2 separate regions of the Homo sapiens genome follow, and region 2 is linked to region 1. Evidence: read pairs that join two places in POLR2A ChIA-PET (ENCODE). Cell type or tissue: PC-9. All regions are shown on one strand. Each heading gives the region's core, and the rest is flanking DNA. Links, peaks and the distances in the headings are about the cores only. Region 1 has its middle 9.8 kb from the start of DNMT1. Region 2 overlaps SHFL (shiftless antiviral inhibitor of ribosomal frameshifting).

The links. Peaks named below come from ENCODE experiments on the same cell type or tissue, not always from the same donor. Only the 100,000 strongest peaks of a DNase experiment are listed, where the experiment ranks them.
Region 2: POLR2A ChIA-PET joins it to region 1 with 17 read pairs; 13 of 35 experiments call an interaction of 5 or more read pairs at or near these places.

Annotation. Positions count from the first base shown.
Region 1 is chr19:10,200,501-10,209,035 of GRCh38, forward strand. No RefSeq gene overlaps it. Among named protein-coding and RNA genes, the nearest start is that of DNMT1, 9.8 kb to the left of the region's middle. RefSeq lists an enhancer at 1-162. In PC-9, for the core only: no CTCF peak of the experiment used is centred there; DNase peaks (open chromatin) are centred at 4,231 and 5,921; H3K27ac peaks cover 3,281 bases.
Region 2 is chr19:10,091,677-10,100,211 of GRCh38, forward strand. It overlaps SHFL (shiftless antiviral inhibitor of ribosomal frameshifting), which reads left to right. Exons shown (of 8, transcript NM_018381.4): 8 at 394-1,567. The coding sequence ends at 626. ANGPTL6 (angiopoietin like 6) reads right to left here. Exons shown (of 6, transcript NM_031917.3): 2 at 4,306-4,897; 3 at 3,082-3,262; 4 at 2,017-2,204; 5 at 1,673-1,943; 6 at 662-1,103. The coding sequence starts at 4,887. The coding sequence ends at 913. Among named protein-coding and RNA genes, the nearest start is that of ANGPTL6, 6.7 kb to the right of the region's middle. RefSeq lists silencers at 4,390-4,529, 4,590-4,649, 7,547-7,596. In PC-9, for the core only: CTCF peaks have their summits at 7,487 and 7,710; DNase peaks (open chromatin) are centred at 4,495 and 7,537; H3K4me3 peaks cover 931 bases.

The sequences.
Region 1 (8,535 bases), core at 368-8,367:
TCCTCCTGCCTCAGCCTCCCAAAGTGCTATAATTACAGGCTTGAGCTACTGTGCCCAGCCTTCTTCTATTTTGAGACAGGGTCTCACTCTGTCACCCAGGCTGGAATGCAGTGGCACGATCACCATTCACTGTAACCTCAGCCTCCCAAGCTCAAGCAATCCTCCCATCTCAGCCTCCCAAGTAGCTGGGACCCACAGGCACACACCACCAGGCTTGACTAATTTTTTATATATTTTTGTAGAGACAGGGTGTCCCATGTTGCCCAGCCTGGGAATTATTTAATTTAATCCTTAACCATAAAAGGTAGGTAGCAGGACCCTGTTTGCCATGGCCTGAAATATTCATCACATAGGACTCTCAGAGGCCACTTACCCAAGATCATAGACTCACTCAGCAGTACGGACCATGAATCCAGCTGTCTTTCATCCAGAACCTGAGGGCAAAACAGTGGCCCCAGGGATGGCCAGTTGTCCAGGCCATGGGAGACCAAAGGGATAGCACTTGAAGGAAGCTGGACTAGGGTAGGAACAGAAAGGGAATGACAGAAGACAGTCTCACCAGAGTGAACCTTAGGCCCATAAACCTGTCAGAACCCATGATCAGGGCCCCTAACCCACCTTAGAGCCAGGGGAGGAAATAAGAAGAGGGGACAGATGAACAGACCTCCTACTCAGGGACTTCAACGCAAGGAGACCAGCTGCATTTATTGGAGACTTCCTCTAAGCTAGATTTCCTTTGTAACAGCATTGTCAACCTTGTCAGGAAGAGATAGCTTGACCCATCTTCCAGATATGGGGAAAAAACTCAGATATGGAAACGATTTGCCTTAAGGGTACCCTGCAAGTTGGAATTTGCTTCCAAGTTGTCTGGGCAAAAAATCCAGGCATCTCCTTTCATGCCTCTCCTTGCCTCACATGCAAAACATGAGCAAGCTCTGCTGGTTCTTCCTCTAAAATATAAGCCAAGTCTTTCTACTTATCCACGCTCCTGCTACCCCAGCCCAAACTGCCATCATCACTCACCTGGACTTCATTCTAGAAGCCTCCTCCCTGACCTCCCAGCTGCCCTGGAGAGTCCCTTCCAAACGCTTCGGCTAGAAAGCTTTATTTTATTTATTTATTTATTTATTTATTTATTTAGAGACAGAGTCTTACTCTGTCACCCAGGCTGGAGTGCAGTGGCACAATCTCAGCCCACTGCAACCTCTGCCTCCCGGATTCAAGCAGTTCACCTGCCTCAGCCTCCCAAGTAGCTGGAATTACAGGCACTTGCCACCATGCCCGGCTAATTTTTGTATTTTTAGTAAATACAAGGCTTCACCATGTTAGCCAGGCCAACTCCTGACCTGTGATACACCCACCTCGGCCTCTCAAAGTGCTGGGATCACAGGTGTAAGCCACCGCACCAGGCCTTTTTTTTTTTTTTTTTTTTTTTTTTTGAGATAGAGTCTCACTCTGATGCCCAGGCTGGAGTGCAATGGTGTGATCTTGGCTCACTGCTACCTCCATCTCCCAGGTTCAAGCAATTCTCTTGCCTTAGCCTTCCAAGTAGCTGGGACTACAGGAACGAGCCACCATGTCCAGCTAATTTTTTGTATTTTTAGTAGAGATGGGGTTTCACCATGTTGGCCAGGCTGGTCTCAAACACCTGACCTCAAGTGATCCACTCGCCTCAGCCTCCCAAAGTACTGGGATTATAGGTGTGAGCTACGTGTCCGGCCTTTTTTTAAACAACAACAACAGCAACCCAGCTAGGGTCTCACTGTCACCACAGGCTGGAGTACAGTGACATGATCATAGCTCACTACAGCCTCAAACTCCTGGGCTCAAGCAATCCTCCTACCTTAGCCTCCCAAAGCACTGGGATTACAGGCACGAGCCACTGCACCTGGCCCTGAGAAATGTTTACAAAAATAAATTGGAACATGCCATCCCCTTCTTCACCACTAAAACCTTCCAGAACTTCCCATTGTTCTTGAAATAAAATCTAAGCATTTTACTATTTTTACAGGGTCCTGTTTGGGTGAGTCTTATTCCTCCCTTCACTGAGCACCAGTTTTGGGGTGTTTTTTTTTTTTTTTTTGAGACGGAGTTTCACTCTTGTTCCCCAAGCTGGAATGCAGTGGTGTCATCTCAGCTCACTGCAGCCTCTGCCTCCTGGGTTCCAGTGATTCTCCTGCCTCAGCCTCCCGAGTAGCTGGGATTATAGGCACGCACCACCACGCCCGGTTAATTTTTGTATTTTTAGTGGAGACAGAGTTTCACCATGTTGGCCAGGCTAGTCTCGAACTCCTGACCTCAAGTGATCTGCCCACCTCAGCCTCCCAAAGTACTAGGATTACAGGCATGAGCCACTGCACCCGGCCTAGCTTTATTTACATTTTGTGTTTTTGAGACAGAGTCTCACTCTGTCGCCCAGGCTGGAGTGTCGTGGTGCAATCACAGCTCACTGCAGCCTCCAACTCCTGGGCTCAAGCAATCACCCTGCCTCAGCCTCCCAAGTAGCTGGGACTACAGGTACACATCACCACGTCTGACTAGTTTTGTTTTGTTTTGGTAGAGACAGGGTCTTGCTATGTTGCCCAGGCTGGTCTTGAACTCCTGGGCTCAAGCGATTCTCCTGCCTCAGCCTCCCAAAGTACTGGGATTACAAGTATGAGCCACTGCCCCTGGCCTCTCAAGTTCTTAAGTGCCCCAAAGCCTTTGTTTTTGCTGCCACTTCTGCCCAAATCAACCTTCTGGAAGATTCACACAGCTCAACGTTGCCTCAAAACAGAGGCTTCCCCAGACCACTGGGAAGCAACCCTTTACCCACCTAGTCATGCTTTACTATTACTGTTTTTTCGTAGCATTTACCACTGTCAAAGATTCTTTTTTTTTTTTTTTTTCTTTCTTAGAGTCTTGCTCTGTCACCCAGGCTGGAGTGCAGTGGTGCAATCTCAACTCACTGCAACCTCTATCTTCCAGGTTCAGGCAATTATCCTGCCTCAGCTTCCTGAGTGGCTGGGATTCCAGGCACCCACCACCTGGCTAATTTTTTGTATTTTTTTAGTAGAGACGGGGGTTTCACCATGTTGGCCAGGCTGGTCTCGAACTCCTGAACTCAGGTGATCTGCCTGCCTCCGCCTCCCAAAGTGCTAGGATTACAGGTGTAAGCCACTGCACCCAGCCTGAGATTTTCTTATTTACTATCTATCGTAATCTGTCTGTCCCACAAGAACAAAGCAGGGATTGGCACACATTTTCTCTAAAGAACCAGATAAATATTTCGGGTTTCATGAGCCACACATTCTATGCCCCAACTACTCAAACCTGCCATCATCAAAGTGCAGAAATAGCCATCACCAATATGTAAATGAGTAGGTATGACTGTGTTCCAGTAAAACTTTATTTATAAAAACAGATGGCCAGCCAGATTTGGCCTTCAGGCCTTAGTGTGCTGACTCCTCCACAGACTACAAGCTTCAGAGGAATGCAAATATAGGTTGAATTAACATATAGGACATGAGGCCAGGCATGGTGGCTCACACCTGTAATCCCAGCACTTTGCGAGGCCAAGTCAGGTAGATCACCTGAGGTCAGGAGTTCGAGACCAGCCTGGCTAACATTGTGAAACTCCATCTCTACTAAAAACACAAAAATTAGGCCAGACACGATGGTTCACACCTGTAATCCCAGCACTTTGGGAGGCCAAGGCAGGCAGATCACCTGAGGTCAGGAGTCGAGACCAGCCTGGCCAACATGGTGAAACCCTGTCTCTACTAAAAATACAAAAATTAGCTGGGCATGGTGGCGTGCACCTGTAGTCCCGGCTACCCAGAAGGCTGAGGCAGGAGAATTGCTTGAACCCAGGAGGCGGAGGTTGCAGTGAGCCAAGATCGTGCCATTGCACTCAAGCCTGGGCAACAGAACAAGACTCTGTCTCAAAAAAAACCCTCAAAAATTAGCCGTGTGTGGTGTCATGCACCTGTAGTTCCAGCTACTCAGGAGGCTGAGACAGGAGAATTGCTTGAACCCGGGAGGCGGAGGTTGCAGTGAGCCAAGATCACAACACTGCACTCCAACCTGGGCGACAGAGCGAGACCCTGTCTCAAAATAAATAAAAGTAAAGTTGTTTTTCCCCCAACAACAGTGTCATTTCCATTTCACAAACAGAAACCCAAACCAGATCAGGTTACAAACCTAGTTTTGTCTCCAGTTCCTGGGTCATTTGCTTTGTTCACTTGACCACTAGAAATCTCAAACAAAGGGCCAGGCACAGTGACTCACACCTGTAATCCCAGCACTTTGGGAGGCCGAGGCAGGTGGATCGCTTGAGGTCAAGAATTTGAGACCAGCCTGGCCAAAATGGTTAAACCTCATCTATGCTAAAAATATGAAAATTAGCTGGGTGCAGTGGCTCACACCTATAATCCCAGCTACTTGGGAGGCTGAGGCAGGAGAATCGCTTGAACCCGGGAGTTTGAGGTTGTAGTGAGCTGAGATTGTGCCACTGCACTCCAGCCTGGGCAACAGAGTGAGACTCCATCAAGAAAGAGAGAGAGAGAAAGACACACAGAGAGAGAGAAAGCAAGAGAAAGAGAGAGAGAGACAGAGAGAGAGAAAGAGAGAGAGAGAAAGAGAGAGAGAGAAAGAGAGAGAAAGAGAGAAAGAGAAAAAGAGAGAGAAAGAGAGAAAGAGACAGAGAGAGAAAGAGAGAAAGAGAAAAAGAGAGAGAAAGAAAGAGAGAGAGAAAGAGAGAAAAAGAGGAAGAGAGAGAAAGAGAGGAAGAGAGAGAGAGAAAGAGAGAGAGAAAGGAAAGAGAAAAGAAAAGAAAGGAGAAGGCCTGGCGCGGTGGCTCACGCCTGTAATCCCAGCACTTTGGGAGGCCAAGGCGGGCGGATCACGAGGTCAGGAGATCGAGACTATCCTGGCTAACACAGTGAAACCCCGTCTCTACTAAAAATACAAAAAAAATAGCTGGGCGTGGTGGTGAGCACCTGTAATCCCAGCTACTCGGGAGGCTGAGGCGGGAGAATGGCGTGAACCCGGGAGGCGGAGCTTGCAGTGAGCCGAGATTGCACCATTGCACTCCAGCCTGGGTGAAAGTGTGAGACTCTGTCTCAAAAAAAAAAAAAATGAAAGGAGAAAAGAAAGACCAAACAAAGGTCGAGTACAGTGGCTCATGCCTTACCTGAGAGAAGGAAGTGGAGCCTCTAAAAGAAAACAGGTACAGATTTCATGGGCATTCACTCTGCCTCCACCTCTCAGCCTCCAAAGTCACATTTCCTAATATGCCACAAGACAGACTTGCCAGGCCAGGCATGGTGGTTCATGCCTGTGATCCCAGCGCTTTGGGAAGCTGGGGCAGGATTGCTTAAGGACAGGAATTTGAGGCTGCAGTGAGCTATAATCATGCTACTGCACTCTAGCCTGGGCAACAGAGTAAGTCCACATCTCTAAAAAACAAAAAATAAATTTAGGCCGGGCACGGTGGCTCATGCCTGTAATCCCAGCACACTGGGAGGCCAAGGCAAGTGAATCACTTGAGGTCAGGTGTCCGAGACTGGCCACCATGGCGAAACCTCATCTCTACTAAAAATACAAAAATTAGCTGGGCATGGTAGCAGGCGCCTGTAATTCCAGCTACTCGGGAGGCTGAGGCACAAGAATCACTTGAACCTGGGAGGTGGAGGTTGCAGTGAGCCAAGATCATGCCACTGCACTCCACCCTGGGTGACAGAACAAGACTCTGTCCCCACCAAAAAGAAAAAATGTAAATGAAAAGGAAAGATCTGCCAGGCCATAGCTCCTTGCTTCCCAGGCCACATTCCAGGGAGGCCAGGAGAGGCCCAGAGACCAGTCTAACCGAGGTCCAGGCAGCCCAGAGCACGAAGGCTGGTGGAGAGCTGGCCACGTGTCCTGAGCTACGGTCAGTCAGAAGGCTGAAGGTGAGTCATCCCAGACACCGTGCTCAGTGCCAGGCCCATCAGAGGCCCTGGGCAGGAACAGCAGCACTCAGTAACAATGGGGACACTTTACCACCCTTACCCTGGAAGGGCCTCAGAAGCACTCTCTCCAGGCTCGACTTGCCTAAGCTAGGAATCAGATCTGCAGAAACCCAAGTCCCATAGCGTGTGCTGGGTAGAGCCGCCTACTCCTCGTGGGGCCTTTGAGCAGGCAGACAGCTCTCTGTTGGGGATCACAAGAGGCTTGCTGCCAAGCCCTGTGGGTTTTTCCTTCAAAGAGCCCTTGAGTCAGCTGATCTGCCCCTCCTGGGCCCCTGGCCCAGGTCACCCTCACCTTTCTGCTGGATGCCTGCCCAGCCTCATTCCTGGGCTGCTACTTGGCCCCCTCACCATCCATTCACCACGGAAGAAGTTCATCAGAACCCAAATCTGATCATGTTAGCTCCTCCCTACCTCACCGAATCCCCTGAATGGCTTCTCAGGGCTCTTAGGGTAAACCCAACCCTACCTTCTCCGCTGCAGCCCACAAGGCCTCAGTGCCCAGCCCTGTCTTGTCCTTTCAGCTCCTGCTGCCCACCTATTAACCCACTCCACTTGAGCCACATCATGGACAGTTCCAGCCTCTTTCTGCCTAAGACATGTGGTGGCCAGCCTCCAAGAAGGCCCTCAATGTCTCTTGCCTCTTGGTATTCATGCCCTGCCAAGCCTTCTTCCATAGTCAGGGCCAGTTTATGTGGCCAAGAGAAGGTGAGTGACTTCCAAGGCTAGATCATAAAAGGCATTGCAGCACCACCTTGTGTTCCCCAGGAAACCAGCCGCCATATTGTAAGGATGCTCAAACAGCCCTGCAGGGAGGCCCATAGGAAGAGAAACCAATTTATCAGCCAGGTGAGTGAGCCATATTGGAAGTAGCTGCACTCCAGCCCCCATCAGACCTGCAGATGGGTGGAACCACAGATGATATGTGACTGTAACCTCATGAGAGACGCCTAACAGAGCTGCTCCCAAATTCCCAGCCCACAGAAACCACAGGATATAATGCATGGGTGTTGTTCTGAGCCACTGGGGTTTGAGGCTTGTTGTTAATGCAGCCATAGATATGTATTGCAAGGCTTCTGCATGTGCTGTTTCCTTAGCTTGGAAAGTCCTATTCTACACGCCCAGTTCTCCTGCTTGGATAATCTACAATTATTCTCCCTATTGTGGCTCAACCATGACCTCCTTCAAGGAGCCTTTCCTGACCTCCCCTAGCCCTTTCAGGTCTTTGTTCCATGGTCTTTTAGAAGTCAGGCCCTTTCTTTCAGAGCCTTTACCCCAGCTGTTGATCATATATTTTGAGATTTACATCAGCCATACCCCCACCGATGCCCAGTGTGTAGCAAAGCACCCAGGATGTAGTTAGCACCCAATAAAGTGTTATGGAGCCCTACACAGATGAGAGAGGGTACGAAGCCTGTTCTTCCCACATTAAATGCTCAGTTTACAAATATCCATCAAAATTACCAACAGGCTGGGCAGTGGCTCACACCTGTAATCCCAGCAATCTGGGAGGCCGAGGCAGGTGGATTTGCTTGAGTATAGGAATTCAAGGCCAGCCTGAGCAACATGACAAGACTCATCTCTGCAAAAAAAAATACAAAAATTAGGCTGGGTGGATCGCCTGAGGTCAGGAGTTCAAGACCAGCCTGACCAACATGGTGAAACCCCTTCTCTACTAAAAATACAAAATCAGCCAGGCATGGTGGCACATGCCTGTAATCCCAGCTACTTGGGAGGCTGAGGTAAGAGAATCGCTTGAACCTGGGAGGCAGAGGTTGCAGTGAGCTGAGATCACGCCATTGCACTCCAGCCTGGGCAACAAAAGCAAAACTCCCTCTCAAAAAAAAAAATTAGCTGGACATGATGGCAGGCACCTGTAGTCCCAGCTACTCTGGAGGCTGAGGTGGAAGGATCACCTGAGCCCAAAGAGGTTGAGGCTGCAATGAGCCATGATCACACCACTGTGCTCCCACCTGGGTGACAGAGTAAGACCCTGTCTCAAAAAAAAAAAGACAACTCAGACACATCACATATCTAAATACGAAAGCAAAGTCAGGAAAGCTTTTGAAATAAAACACAGAACATCTATGTGACTTGTGGACAAGCAAGTGTTTCTTCGGCAGGACACAAAGCACATTAATAAAAGAAAATATGCTGGACTCTATGAAAATGAGTTTTTGGGTTTTTTTTTTTTTTTTTGAGACAGGGTCTGTCTCCCAGGTTGGAGTGTAGTGGTGCAATCACAGCTTACTGCAATGTTGGACTCCTGGGCTCAAGTGATCCTCTCACCTCAGCCTCCAGAGTAGCTAGTAGCTGGGGCTATAGGTATGCACCACCACACCTGGCTAATTTTTTTTTTTTTTTGGTCGACACAGGGTCTTACTATGTTGCCCAGGCAGGTCTTGACCTCCTGGCCTCAAGTGACCCTTCCACCTTGGCCTTCCAAAGTGCTGGGATAACAAGTGTGAGCCACCATGCCCAGCTGAAAATGAGTTTTGGTTCATCAAAAGATGCCATTAAAAAGGAAGCCACAGACAGCCGGGCACGG
Region 2 (8,535 bases), core at 343-8,342, 110 kb before region 1:
TGTGCCTTTAAGTCCCCAAATCTCCACTCAGTCCACTTTGTCTCCCACAGCAGCAGCCACTGCTTCCACATGGCCTCCATGACCCCCCAGTCTCCGTGGTCTTGCCCAGGAGGCTCTGAGGTTTCACCCCAGTGGCCCGTGCCTGAGGGTCCCCATGGCCTCTGCCCCCATGGTCTCTGGGTTTGGGGCCCCTGTTTTGTCCCCTGTAATCTCAGGTGACCCCCATGTCCCCAGGTCTCCTGTATCTTCAACACCCCTGAATGTCCAGTTGTGCTGGTCCCCGTATCTGGTGGTCTCAGCTCCTCCCTAGAGCCCCGCGTGGCCTAAGTCCCCTCCTCCCCAGACTCTCATGGGACCTCCAGCCCCATGTCTGCAGCACCTCTCCCTCCCTAGAGCCCCACGTGCCTGGGACATCCTGTGCTCACCCCAAGAGCCGGAAGCAGAACCACCTGCCCAAAGTGCTCCACCCCAGCAACCCTCACATTAGCAGTGGCTCCACTGTGGCCACCTGCTTGAGCCAGGGTGGCCTCCTGGAAGACCTGGACAACCTCATCCTGGAGGACCTGAAGGAGGAGGAGGAGGAAGAGGAGGAGGTGGAGGACGAGGAGGGCGGGCCCAGGGAGTGACCCCTGCCAGGTGCAGATACAAACCAGACACGGTCTGTGGCTACTTTGTGTTATTATAAGATATGAGCTCAAACCGAGATATGAATGACCTTGGGGAGCCATCTGAGGCCAAGATATTGACGGGGGGGATTCCTGGGTCCCATTTTCAGCGCCCAGGGTCACAGATCCACAGTGGGAAGTTCTGTGGGACACATTGGCACTGAGCCACAAAGAAGGTGTGGCCAGAACAACTTGGGCTCCTGCTGACCAATGTCCTCTAGGGCCTAGGGGACAGAGGAACACAGAGTCACAGCTTCAGGGGCCGAATGAGCATGGCGGCCTTCCTGAGAGAATATGCCCCACCACGAAACTCAGCCCAGTAGACACCATCCTGGTAGCGGCTTCGGTAGTGGCCGCCGTGGTGCCACACACCGTTGAGGTTGGAGTGGGCACAGGCATGGTACCACCAGCCTCCCCGCTGGTACAGGGCACAGTTACCTGAGGGGAGAGAGAGAGTCCATGTCCTCTCACCAGAATAAAAGCCTCTACCTGCACCTCACAGTGCAAGGCTTTTGCCAGGCATCCCCTGGCCCCTCCCATTCTTATTGAATACAAGCCCTGATCTTCCATCTCCTCAGCAAAAAAATAGGAGCCCTGGCCCCCCAACTTTCTTCAGAGTAATAGCCTTAATTCCTTCCCTATCTCCTTACCAAAGTACAAGTCACATCTTTCCCACCTTTTCTGCAAACTAGGAGTCTACCGTTCATTCCTTTATCAAAGAAAAGTATCTACTTCCTTTCTAGAATAAGAGTACTAGCTCTCACCCTCTGCCCTTTACTTGAACAGGAGTCTTGATTCTTTTTTTGCCTCATCAGAGAAGGAATCTGGACTCCCCATCCCCCCACCAGGATAAAAGTCCTGACCTTTGTTCTCTTGACGGAATAAAAGCTTGCTTATCCTTATACTTACCAGAGGGGCGTCTTACCTACCCTACCTCCTTTCATTCCCTCACCAGAACAGGAGTCCCGCCTCCCCTATCCTCTCACCAGAATAGGAGTTCTCCTTACCAGAATAGGAGTCTCGGTCCCTATCCACGGTGCTGAAGGGCTTGTCATTGTGCCAGGAAAGAGAGTCTCCAGCATCACCATGGTACTGGCCAAGCCGCAGGCGGTAGTGGTCGCTCTCGGGTTCCAGGGAGAAGCCATCATAGTGGGCACGTGCTCCACGGCCCCCCCAGTCCTCCAGGAGAACCAGCAGCTCATGGTCCCCACGGCTGGTCAGCTGATACACGGGTTCAAGGCCCAGCCAGTATTCTCCGTCTGGCCGCCCAAAGCCCGCCTGGCAGGGCAGGAAAGTCAGGAAGCCAGAACAGGCTCCCTCCCCTTCCCTGCCTCTGCCCACCTGTGCCCACCTTATAGTGCTGCCAGGTAGTGAAGAAGTTGACTGAACCATCTTGCCTCCGCTGGATCACAGTCCAGCCTCCACCCTCCAGTTGCTGCTCACACCATACTGACACTACGTGACGGCCCACTCGCAGTTCATACACTCCACTCTGTTCATGGCCTGCCTGGCGGGCCTCTGCACAATCCTGCCACGGGCCTGTGGGCACAGGGATAGGGGGGAGGCACAGCCTGGGCTGACCAATCCCTTACTGGAGCAAGAGTCAAGATTCTCACAGGTCCTCTCACCAGAATAAGAGTTCTGCCTCTCCCACTTTTCTACCAAAGAGTCCTGCCTCTCCCATTTCCTCACCAGAATAAGAGGCCTGCCTCTCCCATTTCCTCACCAGAATCCGAGCTCCAATAGCCATTTCTTTACCTAAGAATCTGGGTCCCTTGTCTCTAATCAAAGGAAATGTCAAGTCTGGGGTTCTTTTTTTTTTTGAGATGGAGTCTCGCTCTGTCACTCAGGCTGGAGTGCAGTGGTGCGATCTCGGCTCACTGCAACCTCATCCTCCCAGGTTCACGCCTTTCTCCTGCCTCAGCCTCCCGAGCAGCTGGGACTACAGGCGCCCGCCACCACGCCCAGCTAATTTTTTGTATTTTTAGTAGAAATGGGGTTTCACCGTGTTAGCCAGGATGGTCTTGATCTCCTGACCTCGTGATCCACCCGCCTCGGCCTCCCAAAGTGCTGGGATTACAGGCATGAGCCATCGCGCCCGGCCAACTCTGGGGTTCTTAAACCCTGGTTTTTTATGGTCTCCTCACCATAATATAAGTCCTGAATATGATACTCTGAACCAGTTCAAACTCTTACCAAAGTAGCAGTCCCAAACATCGCCTCACTAAAGTAAGAGTCCCTCCTCTTCTATTTCTTGTTTCTCCTATTTTCACACCTTAGAAGTTTGGTCTTATTTTTAATCAGAATAGGAGTATCATTTCTTCTGGTCTTCTCACAATGAGAGAAATCTGCCACTAAAATCCTGACTCCTCAATTTTCCTCTACCCACAATTCCTCAGCCCTAATGTCGACTTACCCACAGGCTTGGTGGGGACCGCAGGGTGACCTGCAGGCATGGGAGAAGCCATGGGCTCCTGCTGTCTCTGGGTCTGGTCTCTCTGGGGCTCTGGGGCTGGGTCCAGCATCCTACTGGTGTCACTGGTGCTACCCACAAGACGGACCGGAACCACAGGCACCAGTGGGGGTGGCGGCAGGACCTGGGGTGACGGAGAAAGTCAGGTGTAATTGCACTAACCCTCAGGCCAGGAGGCCTGGTCTCAGGGGCAGAAATGGTGGATAAATCTCCCAGCTCCCAAATGACCTGGACATCTGGCAGTGGGGGTGTCCCAGCCCTAGGAATGATCCTCCCCAAAAGCTAAACAACTTGGCTTTAAAGTGCAGACAGGCTGGGCGCTATGGCCCGTGCCTGTAATCCCAGCACTTTGGGAGGCCGAGGCGGGCGGATCACCTGAGGTCAGGAGTTCGAGACCAGCCTGACCAACATGGTGAAACCTCCGTCTCTACTAAAAATACAAAAAAAATTAACTGAGTGTGTTGGCTCACGCCTGTAATGCCAGCTACTCGGAAGGTTGAGGTAGGAGGATCGCTTGAACCTGGGAGGTGGAGGTTGCAGTGAGCCAAGATTGCACCACTGCACTCCAGCCTGGGAGACAGAGCGAGACTCCATCTCAAAAATAAAATTAAAAAAATAAAGTGCAGACAGAGCTGGGCTTAAATACCGGCTCTTGGTGCTCATGGTTTAATTGATCTGTGCCCCAGCCTCCTCTGTAGAGTAGGGATAATAACAACACATCCAACAGTATCTAACTTACTGACTCCTCTCACCAACCCTGTAACGTAGGGACTGTCACAGAGCAACATTCTCTTATCCCAAACCCAGACCAGGACACGTTCCAGAATTCAGAATAACACGGCTGGATTTAGACACAGTGACACAGGGAGGGTTATGTATATGCATGTGTGTATAGAATATACATAACACTCCTAAAGGGGTTTTTGGTCTTTACGTGATAATGATATGTTTAATTATAGGATCCTATGACTATTCACATTAAGTGGTTAAGTGAAGGCTATAAATAGCCACCAGTCACTTTTTGACCCAAATAAGTTACCAGAAGGGGCGAGTAGGAATCCGGTTTTCAGGGTTTTGCGGATTTCAGAACTGTGGATAAGAGATCGTGGGGTTGCAAAACCCCCATTTCACAGACGATGCTGCTCTCCGGGGAGGCTGCGAGGTTACCTGCTGCTGCCCGCCCGCGCCTCCCGGGCACAGGCGCTCCAGGCGGGCGATGAGACTGCTCTGCTGGGTGACGAGCTGCGCCAGCTCGCGGAACTTGACGTCCAGCTGGTGGAACCGGGCGGCTGCGCGCTGAGCCTCGGCGGACGCGTTGAGCACGCGCTCCCCGAGCAGCGCCAGCGCCGCGGCAGGCTCCGCCCCCAGATCCGCCCCCGGGCCCGCCCCGGGCCCCGCCTCGTGCTGCAGCTGCGCGCGCAACTGGCCCAGGCGCGCGCTCAGGCCGCGGCTCTCCTTGCGCAGCGCGCGCACCTCGCCGGCCACGGCGCCGTCGGCCGCCGCCAGCCTCTGCAGCTCGCGTAACAGCTCCTCGTGGCGGCCGACGCGCATGCGCAGCGCCGCCAGCTCGCTGGCGTTGGCGGCCTCGGGCGTCGCCCGCGTGGATGCGGGGCCGCTCCAGCACACAGCGCCCGTGAACTTCTGCGGGGGCAGCACGAAGGTGTAGGTGCAGCGCGGGGCGCCCGCCCGCGCCCACGACGCGCCCAGCAGGAGCAGCAGCTGTAGCGCACGCAGCCAGGGCTTCCCCATCGCGGCGGACCTGCAGGCAGAGGAGGAACGGAAGGAAGACGGGGTGCTGGGGCCCAGCGAGACCCCTCCGCTTCCACGCGGGGATGCGCGCGTCTACACCCGCGATGTCCCGGGCCCATAATTTCAGTCCCCATCTCATTCCCCCCACGGCTGGAGGGCCCCAGGGTGATCCCACTCTGGCTTCAACACCGAGCTCTTGGCGCCAGGCCGGATAACGCATCTCAAGCATTCATTCATTCGACAAGCGAGGCCGGGCGCCGTAGCTCACGCCTGCAAGCTCAGCACTTTGGGAGGCCGAGGCGAGAGGATCGCTTGAGACCAGGAGTTCGAGACCAGCCTGGGCAACATGGGGAGACCCCTGTCTCTACAAAAAAAAAAAAAAAAAATTAGACAGACGTGGTGGTGCACACCTCTGGTCCCAGCTATTCGGGAGGCTGAGGCAGGAGGATCACTTGAGCCCAGGAGTTCAAGGCTTCAGTGAGCCATGATCGCTCCCCTGCACTCCAGCCCGGGCAACAAAGTGATAGCCCATCTCAAAAATAAATAAATAAATAAAAACAAGGCTTATGGGGCCGTTCAGGCCGGTAATTCCAGCACTTTGGGAGGCCGAGGTGGGCTGATCACTTGAGCCTAGGAGTTGGAGACCAGCCTAGACAACACAGAGAGACCCTGTCTATACAAAAAATACAAAAATTAGCTGGGCATGGTGGCAAGGGCTTGTCATCCCAAGATCGCCTGAGCCCAGCAGTTCCAGGCTGCAGTGAGCTGCGATCACGCCACTGCACTCAAGCCTGGGCGACAGAGCAAGACTCTGTCTCAAAAGAAAAAAAAAAAAAAGCAGTCACTAGGCACAAATGTGTGCCAGCCCCCTTTCTAGGCACTGGGAATACATTTAGGAACAAAACAGACAAAAATCCCTCCCCTAGTGGGCAAAAAAATAAATATGTACTGTATAGGATGAATAAATAGAGCATATTAGACAATGTTAAATGCTAAAAATAACAGTAGGGCCAGGCGCGGTGGCTCACTCCTGTAATCCCAGCACTTTGGGAGGCTGAGGCAGGTGGATCACGAGGTCAAGAGATCGAGACCATCCTGGCTAACACGGTGAAACCCCATCTCTACTAAAAATACAAAAAGTTAGCTGGGCGTGGTGGCGGGCACTTGTAGTCCCAGCTACTTGGGAGGCTGAGGCAGGAGAATGGCGTGAACCTGGGAGGCAGAGCTTGCGGTGAGCCGAGATTGTGCCACTGCAGCCCAGCCTGGGTGACTGAGCGAGACTCCATCTCAAAAAAATAAAATAAAATAAAATAATAAATATAAAAATAACAGTAGGACTGGTGAGGCGGCTCAGGCCTGTGTTAAGGCGGGAAGACTGCTTGAGGCCAGGAATTCAAGACCAGACTCCAGACTGGGCAACGTATCCAGACCCTGTCTCTACCAAAAAAAAAAAAAAAAAAAGGAACTGCAAGTGCACAGAACCACATCTGGCTAATGTTTAAATTTTCTGTATAGTCAGGGTCTTGCTATGTTGCCTAGGCTGGTCTCCCCTGGCCTCAAGTGATCCACCTCTGCCTCCCAAAATGCTGAGATTACAGGTGTGACCCACCATGCCCTGCTAATTTTTAAACTATTTTGTAAATCTGGGCTCAGTGGCTCACACCTGTAATCCCAGCTCTTTGGGAGGCAGAGGCGGGAGGATCGATTGAGGCCAGGAGTTTGAAGCTGCAGTGAGCTATGATCGCAGCATTGCACTCCAGCCTGGGGACGAGAGCAAACCCTGTCTCTTAAAACAAAACAATAACAAAAAACAGCAAACTAGGTAAAGAATACGCAGGTCTGTGCAGGGGCAGCTTGAGAGGGGGTTGCCTAAAGGGAAGGCCTGGTGGAGGAGCAGATCTAAGTGCAAAAGCTCTGAGACTGGACCCTGCCTGATGTATTAAAGCAACCTGGGAGAGGTTAAAGCAAAAGCGAAGGGAGGCTGGGTGCTGTGGCTCATGTCTGTAATCCCAGCAGTTTGGGAGGCCAAGGTGGGTGGATCACCTGAGGTCAGGAATTCGAGACTAGCATGACCAACATAGTGAAACCCCATCTCTACTGAAAGTGCAAAATTAGCCGGGTGTGGTGGTACAGGCCTGAAATCTCAGCTACTTGGGAGGCTGAGGCAGGAGAATCACTTGAACCTGGGAGGTGGAGGTTGCAGTGAGCCGAGATCGCACCACCGCACTCCAGCCTGGACAACAAAAGCAAAACACTGTCTCAAAAAAAAAAAATAGCAAAGGGAGCAGGGTGCAAGGAGGTGAGGTGGGGTGAGGGAAACGTCTCACTAACTGCCTTCCCATCCGTCGGATATTGGAAACCCCATCTTCCACGTCCTCAGACCAAAACCCCAGCAGATCCAACCCATCTCAGCAGATCTAATCCATCAGCCAGACCCGTCTGCTCTTCTGCTTAGATCCTGAATTCCTCCACGTCTCCGCTACTCCCCACTGCCCCCAGACCCTCCCTGAATTCCCAGCTCAAGACACCATCTGGATGACAGCAGCTGCCTCCCTGCTCTCTGGATTTCCATCCTCAACCCCAGGTCTAGTCTCTCTGACAGCAGCCAGAGGGCGCCTGTGAACATCTGAGTCAGTTCACGTCCCTCCCTCCCTCCTCTGCCCTGAATCCTTCTTGGCTCCCACCTCCTTTAGAGGAAAAGCCCAAATCCACCCATGATCCATAAAAAGTTGCGCTATCTTGGTGACTCACGCCTGTAATCCCAGCACTTTGGGAGGCGGAGGCGGGCGGATCACGAGGTCAGGAGATCGAGACCATCCTGGCTAACACAGTGAAACCCCGTCTCTACTGAAAATACAAAAAAAGTAGCCAGGCGTGGTGGCGGCTGCCTGTAGTCCCAGCTACTCGGGAGGCTGAGGCAGGAGAATGGCTTGAACCCGGGAGGCAGAGCTTGCAGTGAGCCGAGACTGTGCCACTGCACTCTAGCCTGGGCAACAGAGCAAGACTCCATCTCAAAAAAAAAAAAAAAAAAAAAAAAACTTGTGCTATCTGCCATATCCCCTTCTGCCCTCCTCCCAGGCCCTTCCTCACACGAAGCAAGTTCCAGCCTCAGGTCCTTTGTACCTGCTGTTTTTGCAGCCTGGAACATTGTTCACAACTTAACATCATTCCCTTCCTATCCTTATTCAAGTCTCAGCAGCGCTCCTTGAACAGCAGATTTAGGGTTGTACCTCCATATACAAGCTCTCTCTCTCTCTGTCTCTCCCTCTCTCTCTCTCTCTTTCTCTCTTTCTCTCTCTCTCTCTCTCTCTCTCCCCCACGCCCTCTTTTTTTTTTTTTTAGACGGAGTCTCGCTCTGCAATCTCAGCTCACTGCAACCTCCACCTCCCGGGTTCAAGTGATTCTTGTGCCTCAGCCTCCCAAGAAGCTGGGATTACAGGCATGCGCCACCACACCCAGCTAATTTTTGTATTTTTAGTAGAGACAGGGTGCCTGATCAACAGGTGAAATCCCGTCTCTACTAAAAGTACAAAAAATTAGCTGGGCGTGGTGGCGCATGCCTGTAATCCCAGCTACTCGGGAGGCTGAGGCAGAAGAACGGCTTGAACCTGGCAGAGGTTGCAGTGAGCTGAGACCGCACCACTGCCT